Linked DNA regions of Homo sapiens: region 1 is linked to region 2. A link is an interaction called in ENCODE POLR2A ChIA-PET data of the cell type or tissue named here. Cell type or tissue: MCF 10A. All regions are shown on one strand. Each heading gives the region's core, and the rest is flanking DNA. Links, peaks and the distances in the headings are about the cores only. Region 1 has its middle 110 kb from the start of EFEMP1. Region 2 overlaps EFEMP1 (EGF containing fibulin extracellular matrix protein 1).

Region 1 (9,865 bases), core at 602-8,601, 53 kb after region 2:
CTCCCAGTTGGGCTACTCGGGGGTCAGGGACCCACTTGAGGAGGCAGTCTGCCCATTTTCAGATCTCAAGCTGTGTGCTGGGAGAACCACTACTCTCTTCAAAGCTGTCAGACAGGGGCATTTAAGACTGCAGAGGTTACTGCTGCCTTTTGTTTGTCTGTGCCCTGCCCCCAGAGGTGGAGCCTACAGAGGCAGGCAGGCTTCCTTGAGCTGTGGTGGGCTCCACCCAGTTTGAGCTTCCTGGCCGCTTTGTTTACCTACTCAAGCCTCGGCAATGGTGGGCGCCCCTCTCCCAGCCTCATTGCAGCCTTGCAGTTTGATCTCAGACTGCTGTGCTAGCAATGAGCGAGGCTCGGTGGGCGTAGGACCCTCCGAGCCTGGTGCAGGATATAATCTCCTGGTGTGCTGTTTGTTAAGCCCGTTGGAAAAGCGCAGTATTAGGGTGGGAGTGACCCAATTTTCCAGGTGCTGTCTGTCACCCCTTTCTTTGACTAGGAAAGGGAATTCCCTGACCCCTTGTGCTTCCTTGGTGAGGCGATGCCTCACCCTGCTTCAGCTCACGCATGGTGCGCTGAGCCCACTGTCCGGCACTCCCCAGTGAGATGAACCCGGTACCTCAGTTGGAAATGCAGAAATCACCCGCCTTCTGCATCGCTCACACTGGGAGCTGTAGACTGGAGCTGTTCCTATTGGGCCATCTTTGCTCCACCCCCCAAATCATTATAATTCTTTGACCAAGTTTCTGCACACATACTTACAGTATTTCTAATATTTCCATTTTTCTTTTTATTTTCTGATACTATTTTTTATCAGGTCCATTCTCTTGGGGATAAATTTTACAACAAAGATTTTTTTCATTTATGAGGTTTTCATCTATATCTGGTTTTCCTGATTCTACTGATTTTATCTTTGGCCATTTTGCTTTCTTTTTGTGACTGCTTTTTCATACCAAGTAAGAATTTTGCCATCTACGTTTTGCTAAGAATATTTTATTTATCTCTTAAATTTAGTAAAAAATACATTTTATCTGTGATGTTTTAATTATTATAATTATTTCTTATTCATTATGTATTTCTGTAATATTCATTATTGATTAGAAATAACTGTTGATTCATGATAATATTGTGAGAAATTTCTCTCAACTAATCCAGGATTGACCCGTCATTAATGGTTAGCCAGTTGGGTGGTTTGAATACTTCTAATCACTTTTGTATCCTGTGAACTGACTATGTTACTGACTGAATTATTTTGGCCAAGTTGCTTAACCTAACTACCTGACTGTGACTGAGTTTTCTTATCTATAAAATCAGGCCAGTAATAGTATATGCTTTATCAAAAGTATTACAAGAAAAAAATACATGCAGAGCACCTAGAACAGAATCTGGTGTGTAGTAAGTACTTAATAGCTATTATAATTCTTAATATTGTTATTAGTGGTAGAGAAAAGAGTAGATGGGGGGGTCAAAATGTCCTCAATGTAAACATGATGGAGTCAAAATAACAAAATCAAAACAGCAAGATCAAAAATTGAGATCAAAATATCCTGTTTCATTTACACATGATATCTCATTTGCAAGACCCCCTTGAAAGAGAAAAAGAAGAAACTCTCATTATTATCTTCTCTATCATAACTTAGCAACCATTTCAGTTTTAGGAATAACTCTATACTAAGTTCATTAAGCTAAAAATATAATGCAACACAGTAATTCATAGCAAAAACTGCTACCTCTGCATGCTTTTTTTCCTATAATAATTGCTCAAGGTTCCTAAAAGTTTCAATAATAATGTCTACTTGTTTAGCAGTCTGCCCTTCTCAATATGTTTCACACCTATGGCCCCAGTTGATCCTCACAACCACCCTGGAAAGTTGATGAGGGCATTAGAGAGATATGATAACTGGACTTTGGAGAAATTAAACATTTGCCCAAGGTGCACAATTACCTAGGAAGTAAGCCAAAAATGGATGTTAGCTCTTAAAAAATATATCTGAGTTTCAAATGTTTGAGGTCCTCTAATAATTCTCATGATGTTTCCTACGATGTCAATGTAAAATATTTTTGACATGTAAATCTGATCACCTCTCCTAGCCTACCCCCAAAAGTATTTTGATGGCTTCTCATTGTTCTTAGGATTTAAGACCAAAATAATCTGTAACATGGCCTTTGTGCCCCTGGATGACCTGGCCCTGCTGCCCTTCTTCTTACTGTCCCCTGTGGCTGGCTCATCCTCACTCTATTCTAGCTGCACTGGCCTGTTCTCTCCATCCCTCCTATCCCGGAGCTTCAGCACTTGGCCACTGCCTCTCAGGAACTGCTCACCCCAACCTGCAACCTCCAAGTAAGTCCTCTTCTTCCTTCACTTTTCTTCTATTGTCTCATGACTATGTCAAACCCACATATTATATGCTCAAATAGCTCCATGTACTTCCCATTTTTAGCCCTTATGACTGATAGAATTTTTCATGTATATTTGTGGTCATGTGGTTACTGTCTTTCTCACTAGACTATATATTCCAGGAAGGTGGGAGCACCATACCTGGCTTTGCTCACCATTGTTCGGCACTGTTTAACAATGTGCCTGGAACAGAGTACGTGTGCTATGGAACAAACAAGTACATGAATCGCCTCAACAAAATAAGTAGATTCAAATTGATGCTTATCTCTTGTGGTATATAACTCTGCAGTCTCCCTTTCCAGTAGCTCCCATCTGGGCATGGTTTCACAGAGGCTCCAGCTCTTTCACCCTGAATGAAGTCTCACCAGAGGAATCCCAGGGAGGGCATGGCTTGCTGTAGATATTGATGACCTCTAATTTCCCAGGAAGGCTTAAAGTTGTCATATTGGTGGGAAAAGCCAAGGTGTGATAGGAAAAAGGCCTTTTAGTTACATTCAGAGTTAATCCCACCACAGTTACTCTCCCTTCTGAGAGTTAATCTCCTCTCAGATAATATAAGGATTTCTGACCATCTGATAGTATTGATCTTTTGGTCTCTCTAAAAACAGCTAAATCTCCTTATGGCTTGGGAATTTTTTTGTCTGTTTGTTTTTCAGTTCAGTGGAACTTATGAGGTTCAACTATATTTGAGTTGGAGAATCTAAATGAACAAAAAGAGCTTACCTGATCCACCAATCTGAAAAGTATTTCTTCATGGAATCATGGTATCCTAAGGGAAGAATGGACCTAAGAGAGATCCTAATCCATCCCCTTTCACACCTGCAAGTCCAAGTCATTCCATGTCTCACTAGAGTTCCCTTGAGCTGGGGCAATCTGTTCCATGTACTTTAGGGGGACTTGGAGCAAAACTTCATGACAGTTCTGTGATAAAAGAGCAAAAGAAGGTTGTGTCTTTCCCCAAAGGTCTAGAGAAATTAGAAGAGAGGGTAGAGAAAGGGAGGGTATGTGGAAACAGGAGTTGAGGAATGGATAATAGGAAAAAGAACAACTAGGGAAAATAATAAAAATGGAAAAAAAACTTTTAAAAATTCTGGAAACATGTGCAAATTGAGATAGCCCAGGATATGAGTCAGAGGTGGCTGGGTTTAAAAAAAAAAAAAAAAAAAAAAAAGACAACTGAAGAAAAATAAGGAAAATGGTTTGCTGTTTTTGTTGTTGTTGTTCTCTTACAAGTGTAAGTTTATAGTTATTAAGCAAAACAAAAATTAGAATTGTTACAAGGTATTGTACATGTAGGGGAAAATTTTTGAGGTAAAATATGAGAGTCTAACAATAAATGTAAATCATATTTTAAAAACTGAAGATGCAAAATAAATATATCTTACATTTGTTTTTAAAGAAATCACATTGAGCAGCTAAGAAGATCCCTTCCAAAATGTTTCAGTTTCCTTCTCTTCACTGGCTTCCTCACAGTGTGTTCACCCACACACCCTGATGTTATTGGCACGTAAATCAAATCTTTCATAAAAATCAGAAATAAAAAGTATATGAGCACAGGAGGTTCCTGATATTGGCAAGCCTCCAATCCACACATACTCCTGGGCCTGATCCACGAACATACTTTAAGAAGTCCGTTTGTTCTTAATTCAATAATAAGGAAGGTGTTACCAGCCCTAATTTATGTGTACTAATGTACTCTCCATAAGTAGCAACATTTCTCTAACTAATTATTATAGAATTGTCATATGAGATATTGCTGCAAGGTGTATAAATGCTTCCTAACTACCAATTTGCAAGCAGGCAGTGACTGAAGCATCAGAAGATTTGGAAAATCTGGCTCTATGTGTTTGTGACCAACAGTAACATAAGAGCCTATGAAAGGATGTACCATTGCATTGGGTGTGACATCAGAAGAGTGAAAAGTCATCTCTTATGAGAAACTTGCATGCAATACAGACCACTCCATACCTCAGGAAGATCTAACGATGACCAACCATAAAGCAAATAAGGATTCTCTCAAAAAACAAACAAACAAATAAAATATTTGAAGGGGACAAGATGCAGATCATATAGAATCATCTTAGCTGAAAAAATGTCCAAAAGGAGTAACTCCCTTCTGCCAGAGGCTGACTCCCAGGGAGGGGCTCCCAGAGCAGTCTTCAAGTCTGTTGACTTGTTTTTTCAAGCTGTTAATGTAACTCGCAGCTACATTGGTTTGTTTTGTTGTTGTGACATGGTCTCCATAGATGTGCATTGAAATTGTGCCCAACTGCACCAAAGCCAAGAACCATGCAATCTGGAGGTTGTGCAAGCAAGATTACAAGGCTCCAAGGTATCCAGTGCCTGTGCTGCTCATCTCTTCTGCTTACCTCAAAGCTTTGCATATTCGGCCCGGGCAACTGAATGCCGCGTTGGGACCAGATGCAAATGCTGCAGGAAAGCGACTACATTTGCAGAGAAGCAATATGGCTTTATCTTCCAATCAGGGCTTCATTTGCAAGTCTAGTAAACAGTCACTGATAACTGGGGTGAGTTTAGTAACAGGATTTTTTGAGTTACCCCTCTTCCTTTCTGTACATAGCCCAACTTGCTCATCTTTATTTCTCACAGGAGTCCAATATCCTCATGTTTTCTTCTTCCCCTGTCCTTCTCAAAAAATATCTTGATCATCTCATTCATATCAGACTTAACAAATACAGGACATCCAGTTAAATTTGAATTGCAGATGAAGAACAAATAATGTTTTAGTGTAAGTATGTTCCATGCCACATTTGGGACATACTTTTACTATAATTTATACTAAAATTTGTCATTGCTTATTTGAAACTCAAATATAACTGGTTCTCCTGTATTTTATGTGGTTGCCCTGCACTAATGAATAAATGACTTGTAGTATTTTTACCTCTCCTAAGGATATTGACTGAATCTTAACTTAGGGTCAAAGTCCCCATACCATAAGCTAAATTAATAATTGGGAGATTTTTGCAACAGACTGGAAGAAAAATATATCAGACAAGCAATCACTTATTCCTAGCCATAAGGAGTCGTTTTTTAAATTGCAAAGGCCTCCACCCCAGAGCCAGAAAACATAGTTTGAGTCTTACCTGTTTGGACTTAAGGCTACTTATCAACATTTACTTCATATCAGACAATGGGATTGTTCATGTTACCTGGTGCTCTATTCATCTAGATGGAGAAAATATTATTCAAAGATATAACCGTGCCCCAAAATATCTATTCCCATAGTGTCTTCAGCAGATTAGAGACACAGATTGTGACAGGTAAGTATCCTAGGCCTTAGCTCTCATCAACAAAGACTTTTCACGTGTCCTGTGCATGGACAGGGCCAAGTATGAAATACCTTCAAGTCCTCAGAAAACTATAGACCTTCAAGTCTATAGTTAGAGAGTGAGAGAAGGAGGAGGTGTGAAAAGAATGGTAATGAGAGAGAAAATAGGGATGAGAATGGAAAAAGACAAAAAAGAAAATAACTAATTATAAAATGAGTAAATAGGGAGTGAAGAGGACACTTTGGCCAACCCCAATTGCCCAGAATAGGTGGTTACCCGCTGGTGTGGGTTGAGGATCTCTGGAAAGAGACTTATGGAAGATACCAAAAATGGGCTCATTCAATATCCATTCCAATCTCCTTCTAAAATGACTTCCTGTGAATTGCAGAGACTGGTAAGCTAAAAACTACTTTTCTTCCAGGCTCCCTTGCAGTCTGGGGGTGTTTTAGGCTGCGTTATCAAATGCACTTTCAGAACTTGAATTCAGAACTGGGTGAAGCAAGGAAAGAAGCTGGGCACAAGTTGTCCTTCCGCTACTGCAGAAGGCTTCTTAGCTTCCCAGTTTAGCAGAATTGGCTTCCTGACCACAGCTTTTCCATTGACTGCTAGTGCCCAGATCAAGGCAAGTGAAGCAGTTCCTTTGATTATTCAGTTGTGGTATAGCTTCAGAACTCATTTCTGGAGGCTCCAGCCCAGTGTCTGTTTCTTCAGCCCACAGACCGGTTTTGTAGACCATTAAATACTCTGTCGTTAATGCATTTCAGCTTGAGCCAGCTACGGTAGGGTTTGTTCTCTGCAACTGAATGCTAACTGATACAAGCCACTGCCCCTAAAATATCTATTCCACTAGCCAAGCAGCTCTGAACCAGAGATAATTTTGCCACCTACCCAGGGGACACTTGGCAATGTCTAGAGATATTTTTGGTTGTGACTGCTGGATGCTGGGTGGGGGAGTGGTTGGTAATAAGTGTTGTTGGCATCAAGTGGGTAGAGAGAGGCCAGGGAGGTTGCTGAACATCTGACAATGCACAGGACGGCTGCCCACAGCAAAGAAGTATCCAGCCCAAATTGTCAATACTGCCAAGATTCAGAAACCTTTCCCTAGCAGAGTACCTAGTTTAAAAATGTGTCCTTAAAAAAAGCAATATTTGCAATATTTTAGCTTTGAAAGCATCCTCTTTGACAATGCAAACAGCCATCAAAAAACTGCAGGCAAAGTTTTGTTTTCAACCAATGTGATGTTATATTTTTCTCTTTATTCCAAGATTTACATGAGTTTTACATTTTAATATTTCTGAAACCATGGCATGACCTAAAATTAAGGTGTACTCATAATGTGGTGATATTTTTTCTTGTTCATTCTTTTTTTTTTTTTTTTAGATGGAGTCTCACTCTGTCTCCCAGGCTGGAGTGCAGTGGCATGATCTTGGCTCATTGCAACCTCCACCTCCTGGGTTTGAGCAATTCTCCTACCTCAGCCTCCTGAGTAGCTGGGATTACAGGTGTCCGCCACCACGCCTGGCTAATTTTTGTATTTTTGGTAGAGATGGGGTTTCACCATGTTGGCCAGGCTCGTCTCGAACTCCTGACCTCAAATGATCTGCCCACCTTGGCCTCCCAAAGTGCTGGGATTACATGCATGAGGCATCATGCCTGGCCTTTTGTTCATTCTTTTTTTAATCAAAAAGCTGTTATTCAATCTATAGTATATCTCAGAACCGGTGGCATCTTAGAATCAAGGAACTAGAGTGACTTAAGCAGGTTATTTTCCTGAGGACAAGCTTGCCATGCTGCATGCAGAAGAGGAGTGCTGAAGGTGGGTAAAGGCACCTGGGGCTCATCCTGGCTGCACAATAGAATCGCCGTGACACTTTTTGTTGACTTTCGTAGGAAACCCAGGCATCAGTATTTTTTCAATTCTCTTTGCAAACCAGGGTCAAGAGCCACTAATTTAGGTCACCTTGAAGATGGAGAAAAGGGAAGAAAAGGGTGCCACTATTAGGAAACACAAAAAGTGATGGCAGACAACCAGATAGACTTCAGAACTTCACTCTCCTGTCCAGGACCAGGCTTCATTACTATTGCCAATTTGCTAACACTCCAGCCTTACAGCTCCTGAGTAACTTTCACGATCTCTCTAGGGCCCCAAGAAAATTACAATTGAAGAATTTAACTAATAATGGTTTCTGACAAGAAGAAATCAAATATGCTTTCACCTACTCCAAACTCAGCACATATTCAGAAGCAAGATGTATCTTATAAATACATTTCCTATAACTTGTAAACACCTCATTTCCACCATAAAGTCAAGCTCCTGGCTTGAATGAAGAAGTGCTCAGTATTTGCTGAATTGAATTAAATTCACTCCCTCAGGTGTTACTGTCCCTTTTAAAGGGGAGAACAAAATTCAAGAGACAACAATAAGGGGTGCAAAGGAACTAGCCAATTCTAGTTACCTTCTTTACCTAGCAACAGAAAGAGACCTACACAGGTGCAAATAAATGTTGCCTCAGATATTTGCTACCACTGCCAATATCCCTATTTATTTGTTAAATACAGAAAAAAAAACCCAACACAATAAATTTTACAGTGTCTCCCAACTGTCTCAAGACCCAGAGTATAGACTTCTAAACCCAAACACTGGATAAGAGTCTCAAGCCATGCTTTGCTATACCCATAGGATGTGTTTAGGTGGACAGGCCCTGATATTGCCAAGGAGTTGGTTTCAAGCAGTAGAGTCTGAAACTTTACCCTATCTTTTTAGAAACAGTAATTCTCACAATTCCACCAGAGTCAGTTTTCCTTTGTTTTACATTTATTTATTTAGAGAGTTCTAAATATATGCTGGTCTGTTGAAACAGTCTCTGGGACCAAGTACAATAAAAACATTAATTAAAACACACAATTAGAAACACCCAGCAGCGAACCTGGAACAGCATCAAATGAGCTCTCCCGTTTAAATGTCAGTCATAGAAGATAAAGCCTGCGGGTGACCTGCAATGTGGTCCCCTGGCTTTTCTGTGGATTCTTAACTGATGCTGAGGTGAGCACTCTCTGCCAATGGATGCCCATACCCAATCAGTCCATTTCTCTCCTAACTCTTTATTTGGCACAGACTCTTCCTGCCTCTTCTTTTATTCTGCAATGGACTAATGAGAAATTCACAGAATCCCCAAGCTTGGCAGAGATCTGGGCACGAGAATCTTACATAACAGTTGGGCTTTGGCAGGGCAGGACCAGAAGGGCTGGGAGCCCTCAGCTGAAGTGTGCTCTGCAATTTGTGGGCATTGTCACTCTCTCTGAGACTGTATACCCTTGCTTATGGCTCTGAATACTTCAGAATCCAAAAGCAGCAGCAGAATTAACATGGAATGCACACAGAAAGAGTCAAAGGGAACAACACTGAGGGAATAGCATAGATTCAGAAAATGTGAACTCTTCAGATTTGGAGGTGGGGAACCCATCTACAAAAAAAAGAGGTAGGAAACTTTCACTCCCTTGTGACATAGAAATTCCAAATTTGTTTACACAGTTAATTCGGCACGAAAATTTTGAATCTAGCACAGACCTGTTAAGAAATAAGATCTTGTTATTTGCAGACATGTTCTGTCAAGGGATTGTAACCTGTGAAGGATGCCATCAATAGGAAATATGACTTTATAAATTCCATCTTTTTCTTAAAGGCTCTCAAGTAAAACAAAAGCAAAAGATTTTCGCTTCCTTCTTTTATGTATAATTTCCCACAAACCTCCCATCTTAGAAAAACAAGAAAAGAGATGTAAAAAAAAAAAAAATAGCAGATCAATTCTAGGTAGGAATAGTATTTCAAAAGTGGTGGGAACTTATTATTTACTGTTCCACTGGATTCTGTATTATTCATTCCTCTTTATTTTTCCTTAATGACAAATGTGCCAATATCTTATTACAAAGAGGCTACCACCAAAGTAGATAAAAACTGCCTTTTATCAAACATCTGGCCCACATTACATCTCTAGAGTCCCTTTTCAATCAGCCACAGTGTTTTTTACAATTTTGTGATTTCATCAAATTGGCTGAGTCTCATGTGCTGCCTGCTACTACATTCTGAAGTGCCAGGCTGGTACCTAAGAGGAAAAATAACATTTTTCTTCACTCTTAACCCACATTCTGACTTCTCATGCTGAATTCAATCTTCAGCTAAT
Region 2 (9,865 bases), core at 1,258-9,257:
ATTGAAACGCATGAAAATCAACAGCAGGTTAGTTAGGTTAATTAATTCGGTTAATTAAGCACCTACTACATGCTCAGCTCTATGCTAGGTGTCATGAGGAATTAAAAGGACATGTAATGCACATTTTCTGATTTCAAGGAGCTTTAAATATTATTGTGTAGAAAAAGTTAACATCTATGAAAATAGAAGTGGGGCAATTTTGTGCTTAATTCCATGGTCCAGATACATCAAAAAATCAATGTGGGCTGTCAAAGAAGGTTTCTTGATAGTCATGAGTCAGCCTGATTCTTGAAAGGATATGTGGAATATAAAATTTTATTTATATTCCTTTTGAGAAAATACTGAGAAAACCATCTTCCCTGGAAAAGAGAACGTATTGTAAAGAAAGTACATGAAATTGAAGGTTGAATATCCAACATCCCCCACACTGCCCCAGTGTCTCTGCTCCCTTACTGAGCCTTACTATTATTCTTCATAGCCCTATCACTACCTAGTCTAGTATTCACTGAACTGTGTCATCCACTAGAATATGAGCATAATGAGAGCAGAGACTACACCTGTCGGTTCAGTATTCTATCCTCAGCACATAGAATGGTACCTGGCACATAGCAGATGCTAAAATAAAATTTAAATGAATAAATTAATTCAATCAACACCTTCAAGGTGTTATTATTACCTACAACTATTGTTTACAAGAGGTATGCACCGTGGAAGATCCTGGAGACACAACAATGAATAAAGCCAAGCCAGTTCCTGCCCCCGTGGAGCTTGTAGTCAAGACATTGAACAAGTGATCAGAAAGATGTTGACTGCTGCAGCAGAGGGTTGCAAGCTGCTCATGAGTATATAACAAGTAGCCCTAACCAAAGCATTCTCTCCCTTGGTTTAATGTCCACCCATTGAGGTGACTGCTAAATACTAATCCATGACTCTATCCCTTGGCATTCAAACTCACACATCCACTTACCTGCCTCTCCAACCTCATCTCCCTCCACTCACAAGAGCCCATCATATTATTCATCAAAATGAAACTGCACCCAGTTCTTCTGAACATATTACTTTACAAAACTTTCATTTATGCCTGGTGACTCTCATCAGGCATTCAAAAGCTTTCCCTCAGTGCTTCAGGGCTCTTCCTTTTCTTCCCTTTATACATACACCTTTATGTATCTTCATACGTACCCTGCATAACCTCATATATCTTAGCATTTACCATATTCTGTTGAAAAACTGTTTCCATTTCTCTTTACTTACTAGAATGTAAACAGATGCACAATGTTGAGAAAATGAAAAGTGACAACTTTGTTTACAAGTTTAGAAATTATCAGATTCTCACTTAAGCTCTAGTCTCTGTAAAGTCCACAACTACTCAATAAAAGTGAAGAAAAATGTTAACAGAGAGGGAGGAATCAAAAACAAAGAACTATTTAAAAAAAAAAAAAAGCAAGTCCTTGAAACTTGGAGCTAATGACTGTATTAGACAAGGGATAAGAGCCAAGAAGAGTTGAAACCAAGAAGGGACCAAGTAGTGGCTCTTTTATACCACCTTCAAAATTCTCCCCCTAATTCTTATAGGAGGTATACTAACAAAGCATAGAAACTCCAATCCAAGAAAATTATTCTCTTCCTTTCTCTATTTTCTTTTATTTTAGCAAACAAGTCCTGTAAGTGCAATGCTTGTGCTCGTGAAGTCATTATCAGGACCAAGAGAACATATCGTGGACCTGGAGATGCTGACAGTCAGCAGTATAGGGACCTTCCGCACAAGCTCTGTGTTAAGATTGACAATAATAGTGGGGCCATTTTCATTTTAGTCTTTTCTAAGAGTCAACCACAGGCATTTAAGTCAGCCAAAGAATATTGTTACCTTAAAGCACTATTTTATTTATAGATATATCTAGTGCATCTACATCTCTATACTGTACACTCACCCATAATTCAAACAATTACACCATGGTATAAAGTGGGCATTTAATATGTAAAGATTCAAAGTTTGTCTTTATTACTATATGTAAATTAGACATTAATCCACTAAACTGGTCTTCTTCAAGAGAGCTAAGTATACACTATCTGGTGAAACTTGGATTCTTTCCTATAAAAGTGGGACCAAGCAATGATGATCTTCTGTGGTGCTTAAGGAAACTTACTAGAGCTCCACTAACAGTCTCATAAGGAGGCAGCCATCATAACCATTGAATAGCATGCAAGGGTAAGAATGAGTTTTTAACTGCTTTGTAAGAAAATGGAAAAGGTCAATAAAGATATATTTCTTTAGAAAATGGGGATCTGCCATATTTGTGTTGGTTTTTATTTTCATATCCAGCCTAAAGGTGGTTGTTTATTATATAGTAATAAATCATTGCTGTACAATATGCTGGTTTCTGTAGGGTATTTTTAATTTTGTCAGAAATTTTAGATTGTGAATATTTTGTAAAAAACAGTAAGCAAAATTTTCCAGAATTCCCAAAATGAACCAGATATCCCCTAGAAAATTATACTATTGAGAAATCTATGGGGAGGATATGAGAAAATAAATTCCTTCTAAACCACATTGGAACTGACCTGAAGAAGCAAACTCGGAAAATATAATAACATCCCTGAATTCAGGACTTCCACAAGATGCAGAACAAAATGGATAAAAGGTATTTCACTGGAGAAGTTTTAATTTCTAAGTAAAATTTAAATCCTAACACTTCACTAATTTATAACTAAAATTTCTCATCTTCGTACTTGATGCTCACAGAGGAAGAAAATGATGATGGTTTTTATTCCTGGCATCCAGAGTGACAGTGAACTTAAGCAAATTACCCTCCTACCCAATTCTATGGAATATTTTATACGTCTCCTTGTTTAAAATGTCACTGCTTTACTTTGATGTATCATATTTTTAAATAAAAATAAATATTCCTTTAGAAGATCACTCTATCTTTGGAGGTTTTTCAGTGTAGTCAGTAGCCCCCAATATAATTTTTATATCTGGGATAAACATCAGTTATAGGTGCCAGCACAAGAACTACCATTAGGTTTTTTTTTTAATAAATAAACTGGGAGATGAGGAAGCAAAAATACAGTTAAAATCATGCCACAAAACAGCCAACTTTTTCTTAAGTCTAGTTTCACAGCATATATGCATAACCTCTGTCACCAGGTAATCTTGCTGCTAAAACAAATACCTCTCAAAGAGTTGACTCATGTGCAGAAATTGCCAAAAAGAAAGTTCAGCAAAAGCCCAAGGAACAAAACACAAACTCCTTCTGTGAGAGTAGGGGATGGGCTCTTAAAGGTTAAAGGGGCACAGAAACAGTGGAGAGAGAACAGATCTGACCAAGGGACAGCACAGAAGCAGAGTCAACAACCAGCCACAACACAGCAAGACTGTTGAGTTCATTCCTCTTACCCTGTCTACATGGTTGCTTACAGTCAAGATAAATTACAGCTTGATCTAAATGTTTCCATTTTTAATCAATCTAGTGATTTTCCTACATACAAAAACAGCTCTCAAGTGAGAGCTGGGAATAGCAACAGTTAAAGAAAAAAAGCCTAAGACCTTCTTCCAACACATTTTTCCCTCTTAAACAAGAAAACCGGTCTTGTCTATGGCTCCCCAGGGAATTGTAGAAGAAACAGGAATCTCTGAAATGTTTATGCTAAGCCCTGGCCCTCAATTTCTACCTCCAAATATATATATATATATATATTTTCTGGGCCTGCGGAAGCCATTAACTGCAGACAAGATGTTTGCCCTTTTATCCCAAAGCCTAGTCCTACCCACAAATTACAGACACAAGGAAGAGGGTTGATACTGAAGTTTCACTGAGGCAATTTCTTTGTTCTGTTGTGATAAAATTTACCATTTTAGACATTTTAAAGTGTACAGTTCAGTGGCATGGAGTACACTCAGAGTGTTGAGCAAATATCGTCACTATCTAGTTCAGGGGCCCCCAACCACTCCCCCAACAACTGGGCTGCAGACTGGTACCTGTCCATGGCCTGTTAGGAACCGGGCCGCACAGCAGGAGGTGAGTGGTGGGCGAGCATTACCACCTGAGCTCTGCCTTCTGGCAGATCATCCCAGCATTAGATTCTCATAGAAGCATGAACCCTATTGTGCATGCAAGGGATCTAGGTTGTGTGCTCCTTATGAGAATCTGATGCCTGGTAATCTGAGGTCTGAGGTGGAACAGTTTCATCCCCAAACCATCCCCTCACCCCTCCCCACCCTCATCCCCCACTATCCCCACCCATGGAAAAATTGTCTTCCACCAAACCTGGTGCCAAAAAGGCTGGGGACCACTGATCTAGTTCCATAACATTTCATCACTCAAAAATAAACCCCATACCTGTTAACAGTCACTCCCATTTCCCCTTCCCATAAGCCCCTCTGGGAGTCAACAATCTACTTTCTATGGATTTGCCTATTCCGGACGTTTTATATAAATAAGATCATACAATAATATGTGGCCTTTTGTGTCTGGCTTCTTTCACTCAGCATGTTTTCAAGGTTTAGCCATGTTATAGCATGTGTCAGTACTTCATTTCTTTTTCCAACTGAATAATATTCCATTGTATAGATCTATCGCACTTTGTTTATTCATCAGTTAATGAACATCAGCTGATAAGCTGTTTATACCTGTGATTATTGTTTTTCAATCTTGGGTGTCAAAAAGAAACTGTTTCCTAGACTATTCATCCACTAGTTTCACAGCCTAAATTCACCCATTTTTAGTTTGGCCTTTGACTAAAAAGAATAGCAAGTTTAAAAAAATTGTTTTAATTCATGGAAGCAAAAACCTGGAAAAAGCTTTGAGAAGCTAATACATGAGTTCCTTTATAGGTGCAATCATCCTCAATAAACGTAAATATCTCATGCTCTCTTAATTTGAAATTGAAAATAAATATCATGTCTAAAAACAAATCAAAGCAGTAGGACAAAATTCTGCTGTTTTCAAACTACACACGATTCTTTCCTTCCCTCCATGAAAATCACTGATTTAAGCCTGCTCCCATAGATGAAAATTATGGAAATAATTTATTGTCACAGTCATTTATTATCATAATTTTCTCAGCATTTATTGAGAAAATTCTAAAGTAATTCCTTCCAATGTCTAATAGTGTGATGGTATAGAAGAACCAAGAGTCTATTTAGTCTTGATTCTAAAATAACCAGCCAAGAGATCTTGGGGAAGTCACTTAGCTTCTCAGTACCTTGGTTTAATCTATAAAAGTGGGATATTGAAACAAGGTTTTCCTCCAGCTTTGAAAACCAGGTGTGGTGGCTCCCACCTGTAATCCTATCCCTTTGGGAAGCCAATGCAGGTGGATCACTTGAGCCAGGAGTTCAAGACCAGCATGGACAACATAGCGAAACCCCATCTCTACAAAAACATACAAATATTACTGAGGTGTGGTGGCATGTTCCTGTAGTCCTAGCTACTTGGGAGGCTGAGGTGGGTGGATTACTTGAACTCAGGAGGTAGAGGTTACAGTGAGCTGTGAGTACACCACTGCGCTCCAGCCTGGGCAACAGAGCAAGACCCTGTCTCAGGAAAGAAAATTATCTATATCTATATATCTATATATCTCCCAGGAATGCGCCATTGAAAGAAGAGTTAGCTCTATTTGCCAAATCTTTGAAAGCATCTGAGTCTTCTTTGTACGCAGCGACTATTAGAAAGCATTATCATTGGTGGAAGAAAAAAATGAATAGTGCCCACCAAAAAAAAACATATCTTCACTTTATGGTCTCATTATTAACGCTGAGCACGTAAGAAATAATCCAATTTAACTATGTTTTTTAAATTGCAATTCAAACAACAATTACTTTTAGTATTCACTCTTATGCATGTTTTTGTTCCTTTCCACTGAAACTAATTGCAATCTGATTACTCATGTTAAACTGGAAGTCATTATACCTTATCTCACCAGTGGAAAAAATGGCCAGTCATGAGTTCCCACACTTCCAAACATGCTTTCAGGGAAATGCCTATGTTTTTACTCAGTGAGCCTCAGTAATGAGGACTGACGTAGATGTTTCCAACACTTCACTGTTGTAATACCTGTGGCCTGGGCTCTGAGACTTCCATGCTCTCTGACTGGACACAGTTATTTTTTTACAGTGGTTAGGAAAGACCTCTTGGTTGTTAAGCTCTCTAAAAGAGAATAATTTAACTTCAGCTGCCAAATTTCCCTCTTAAGTAGTTTCTTTAACAACTGGCAATCTCCATCTCCTCCAAATATAAAATATCTCCTATTTCATACCCTTATTTTTAATAATAATAGGATTCTAGAACTTAGATACCATCCTGTAAAAAATCTCTTATTTTTAAGACTTGCACAACATCGCAGTTTGTTGAGCAAGAGTGCTATGCCTAGAATGCAGTTCTTATGACTTAGATTAGGGCTCTTTTCATTGGCCATACTCCAAATTTCAACACCAACAAGCAATCTCTTTCCTTTTAAACCCCTTCTTGAACAGTGTCCATTCCACATCATGGGCCAGCCTTTCTGGCTGCATGACTTTTTCATCGCTGCTTTCACATGCAATCGGATTGAAATAACATAGATACCACCAACCTGATTCTTATAACCTTCTTGAACTGTAGTTTATTGTTCTCTTTAACTCCAGACAGGCAGAAGTAATTGTGTTACCCAAAATACTCCTGAATTCTGGAAACTGAAATGCAAACACCAGTCATGTAGACCTCACTATACTTGAGAGGACAGCAGTTTCCAGAAGAAAAGAGGCCATTAGTAGAGATCCAGATGGATCTCTACCAATAATGGGGAGCTTTGAGAGCAATAGTGATTGATACGGTTTGGATGTTTCTCCCCTCCAAATCTCATGTTGCAATGTGACCTCCAATGTTGGAGGTGGGGCCTGGTGGAAAGTGTTTGGGTCATGGGGTGGGTCCCTCATGACTGGCTTGGTGCCCTCCCTGCAGGAACACATTCACATGAGAGCTGGTTATTTAAAGAAGTCTGGCTCCTCCTCATTTCCCTTGCTCCTGTTCTGGCCATGTGATATACCTACTTCCCTGCTTCGCTTTCCACCATGATTGTAAGCTTCCGGAGGTCTTCACCAGAAGCAGACGGTGGTATCACATTACCCGTATAGCCTGCAGAATCGTGAACCAATTAATCCTCTTTTCTTTATAAATTACCCAGTTCAGGTATTTATTTATAGCAATGCAAGGGCGACCTAACACAGTGGTGAAGATAGAATGAGTCTAACACTCCCCTGGTCCAGGAGCTGGACAAAAAAGCATACAGCGTCCTTCCTGCTGTAAGGATTATTATAAAGCCAAGGGTAAAGAACATTGCCGTTCCTTGACACTGGTTAACATTCATTAGGTGAATTTCGAAGGTGCAAATATGTACAAGGAACATCATCACCTAACAGCTTCTGTTTTAGAGGCTGAGAGTAAGACAAGATATGACACTATTAAGAACTCAGTCCTCAATGGGGCTTTAGGTTCTTGCACATGTGAAAATGGCAAAAATACATAGGTATTTTTTAAATTATAATTTAAAAATATAAGTATTGAAGAGTAGAAATCAGCTAGAAACCAATCCCCATATCTAGTACATGTACTAATTTCTACCACTCTTCATTTACAAGGGAGATGCTTTAGTGAATTCAAATGATGGAAATGGAAAGATTGTTCAGTACCCTAAGGCCACCTGAACACAGCCCAGTGGGATTATTATTTTTGGGGAAGCTTCACAAATAAAAGTTTATTGTTGAGTCTTGTTTCCATGACTTCAAGCGGTTGCTTGTGTTTTGAATAGTTATGTATGCTTCTAACTTTCTAACGCTCCTTTTAAAATATAGAACAGCTGCTGGTCTGCTCATATGTTATGCATAAGAAGCCCACAAGGGACAAGGCCCTCTATTAATATGTTGAATTATTTTTAACACAGTTTTACTTCTATCCCAAATCATCATCTCTAAAAGATGGCAAACTTCCATCTTCCCAGCTGGGGGGAGCACCTGCAAAATTCAAACCCAAATTGTGACACATCTGGTACCCAAAAACCAATCTTGTTTCATCTGGCCAGCAGACTAAAATATCAAGATCGTTGAACAGAAACAAGGCAAAAAGTTAACTGCCTCTTATATGCAGTCAATGCAGATGTCTAGTTAAGCTGTTTATATAGTAAGCGCATGTGTATGTTAACGGAGCACAGACCCCTTTAATAAGCCAGAGTTGGAATATAAATGCAAGAGAATTTTAAAGACCTGAATGCAATAATTCGGTTCTTTTTTATCTTCCCATAGAAACTAAAGTAGTTTCTGCAAAATCTCAGCATGATATTTAAACAGATGCATATAACACAAATGATTTTGTTGAGTTGAGTATCTCCAAATTGTTTATTTCCTTTAAAAACCCCATTTTATGTTTTTGTATTTTAATATTTACATTATGTTTATTTAAGTGGTAAATTACTTGCAAATGGCTTAAACAAGGTGTCTTGGTTTGTGTTGCCCCAGATGCAGATTCGGACATAAAAACTGAGTTCTGGTAGGTTGAGAGGTTCTCTTGGGAAGCAAACTTGAGTGAGTGGGGAAAGTGAGCCAGAAAGAGATGCCAATGAATTCGTGAGTAAATGAGTGGATCACCTCTGTGAGCAACTGTAGCTCAAGTCCTCTGATAAATCATATGGAACTCACCTGAGAAACATTCCACTAGAGGCCACATGGGCTGCAGCATTTATCTACCAACTCCCGTCCCTGTGGTAAGTGTTGCCCATACACACTGCCTGCAGGAGGGTGTGCTTCCTCATACTGGAGAAAGCCCTCAGGCAGAGGGTAAGAAAGATAGGGGTTTGATAGAGGATGCTGTTGGCAAACTAGAAACTGCTACTGCACCATGCAGTAAACTCATATGGCTAAGGAGATCTGCGGCAGACATCAACATTTGCTGACTGACGCCAGTGCAATGCTAGATGATTCTGACAAATGGAGCTTCTGTTACTTACTGGCTTGATGGCTTCATACCACATAAATCTCTTCCTTGACCTTTTTCTGGTCATTCTCCCATCTTTTCTTCCTTTTCCTCTCTCATTCTCTTCTTCTGCTCAGGCACTAACCATGTCCAAGGCTAATGGACATGGTTCAGCCAATGACACTGAATTAGATTCAAGGACACATATAATACTATGCAAAGTGGTACTGTATAGTTAATACCACGAGCCTATCTGATTCTAGAGCTCATCACAAGTCCAATTGCAGAGTACTAAATAGAATGAGTAGCCCTTCAAAAGTGAATGTTCAGGGAAGCTAATGAAGCTAAAGCTTCAAGGCTCCTCCCTTGCACCAGCCCCTTCCAAGGTCCTGAAAGGGACCCTATGTTCACATAGTTATATATTTTTGTAAAATTTGTATAATACATTTTAGCTGTATTGGTTAGAATTACTCTTTCATCTTGGGCTCCCCTCATCACACTTCACATGTCACGTGGCTCTGAAGTGCGTCAAAAGTATGTTTGAGATCCAGCCTGGGAAAGTGGAGTTAGGAGAGTGTATTTAGTTTGGATTTAGTAGGATATATTTATATAGTTAACATTCATTTCTATGTATGGTTAATTTGAGCTCCTGTCTGGGGTAGGAATAGCCTCTAGAAATATTCCCACCACCCTCTGTGTTGACCATAGCTGACAGCATGCCCAAAAGTTCAGGGCCAGGAGTCCCATCACACTATAACATTCTACAGCATCCAACAATGGATGTAAATAGCAGAGGAAAAACAAGTTTTGGAATATGCAGAGCTATAAATTAATCTATGGAAAATCCTTCCATTCACCAGACATGTAAAATAATAAGCAGAGGATGTGGTTTTAATCAATGCCTACTCATGAATATACCT

The links. ChIA-PET counts read pairs that join two places held together with the same protein. Peaks named below come from ENCODE experiments on the same cell type or tissue, not always from the same donor. Only the 100,000 strongest peaks of a DNase experiment are listed, where the experiment ranks them.
Region 1: POLR2A ChIA-PET joins it to region 2 with 15 read pairs; 3 of 35 experiments call an interaction of 5 or more read pairs at or near these places.

What each region holds. Positions count from the first base shown.
Region 1 is chr2:55,804,881-55,814,745 of GRCh38, reverse strand. No RefSeq gene overlaps it. Among named protein-coding and RNA genes, the nearest start is that of EFEMP1, 110 kb to the left of the region's middle. In MCF 10A, for the core only: no CTCF peak of the experiment used is centred there; a DNase peak (open chromatin) is centred at 4,665.
Region 2 is chr2:55,859,022-55,868,886 of GRCh38, reverse strand. It overlaps EFEMP1 (EGF containing fibulin extracellular matrix protein 1), which reads left to right. Exons shown (of 12, transcript NM_001039348.3): 12 at 1,653-2,920. The coding sequence ends at 1,814. All of the region lies in intron 2 of LOC112268416 (a long non-coding RNA gene), which reads right to left. Among named protein-coding and RNA genes, the nearest start is that of EFEMP1, 60 kb to the left of the region's middle. In MCF 10A, for the core only: no CTCF peak of the experiment used is centred there; DNase peaks (open chromatin) are centred at 5,996, 6,406 and 6,906.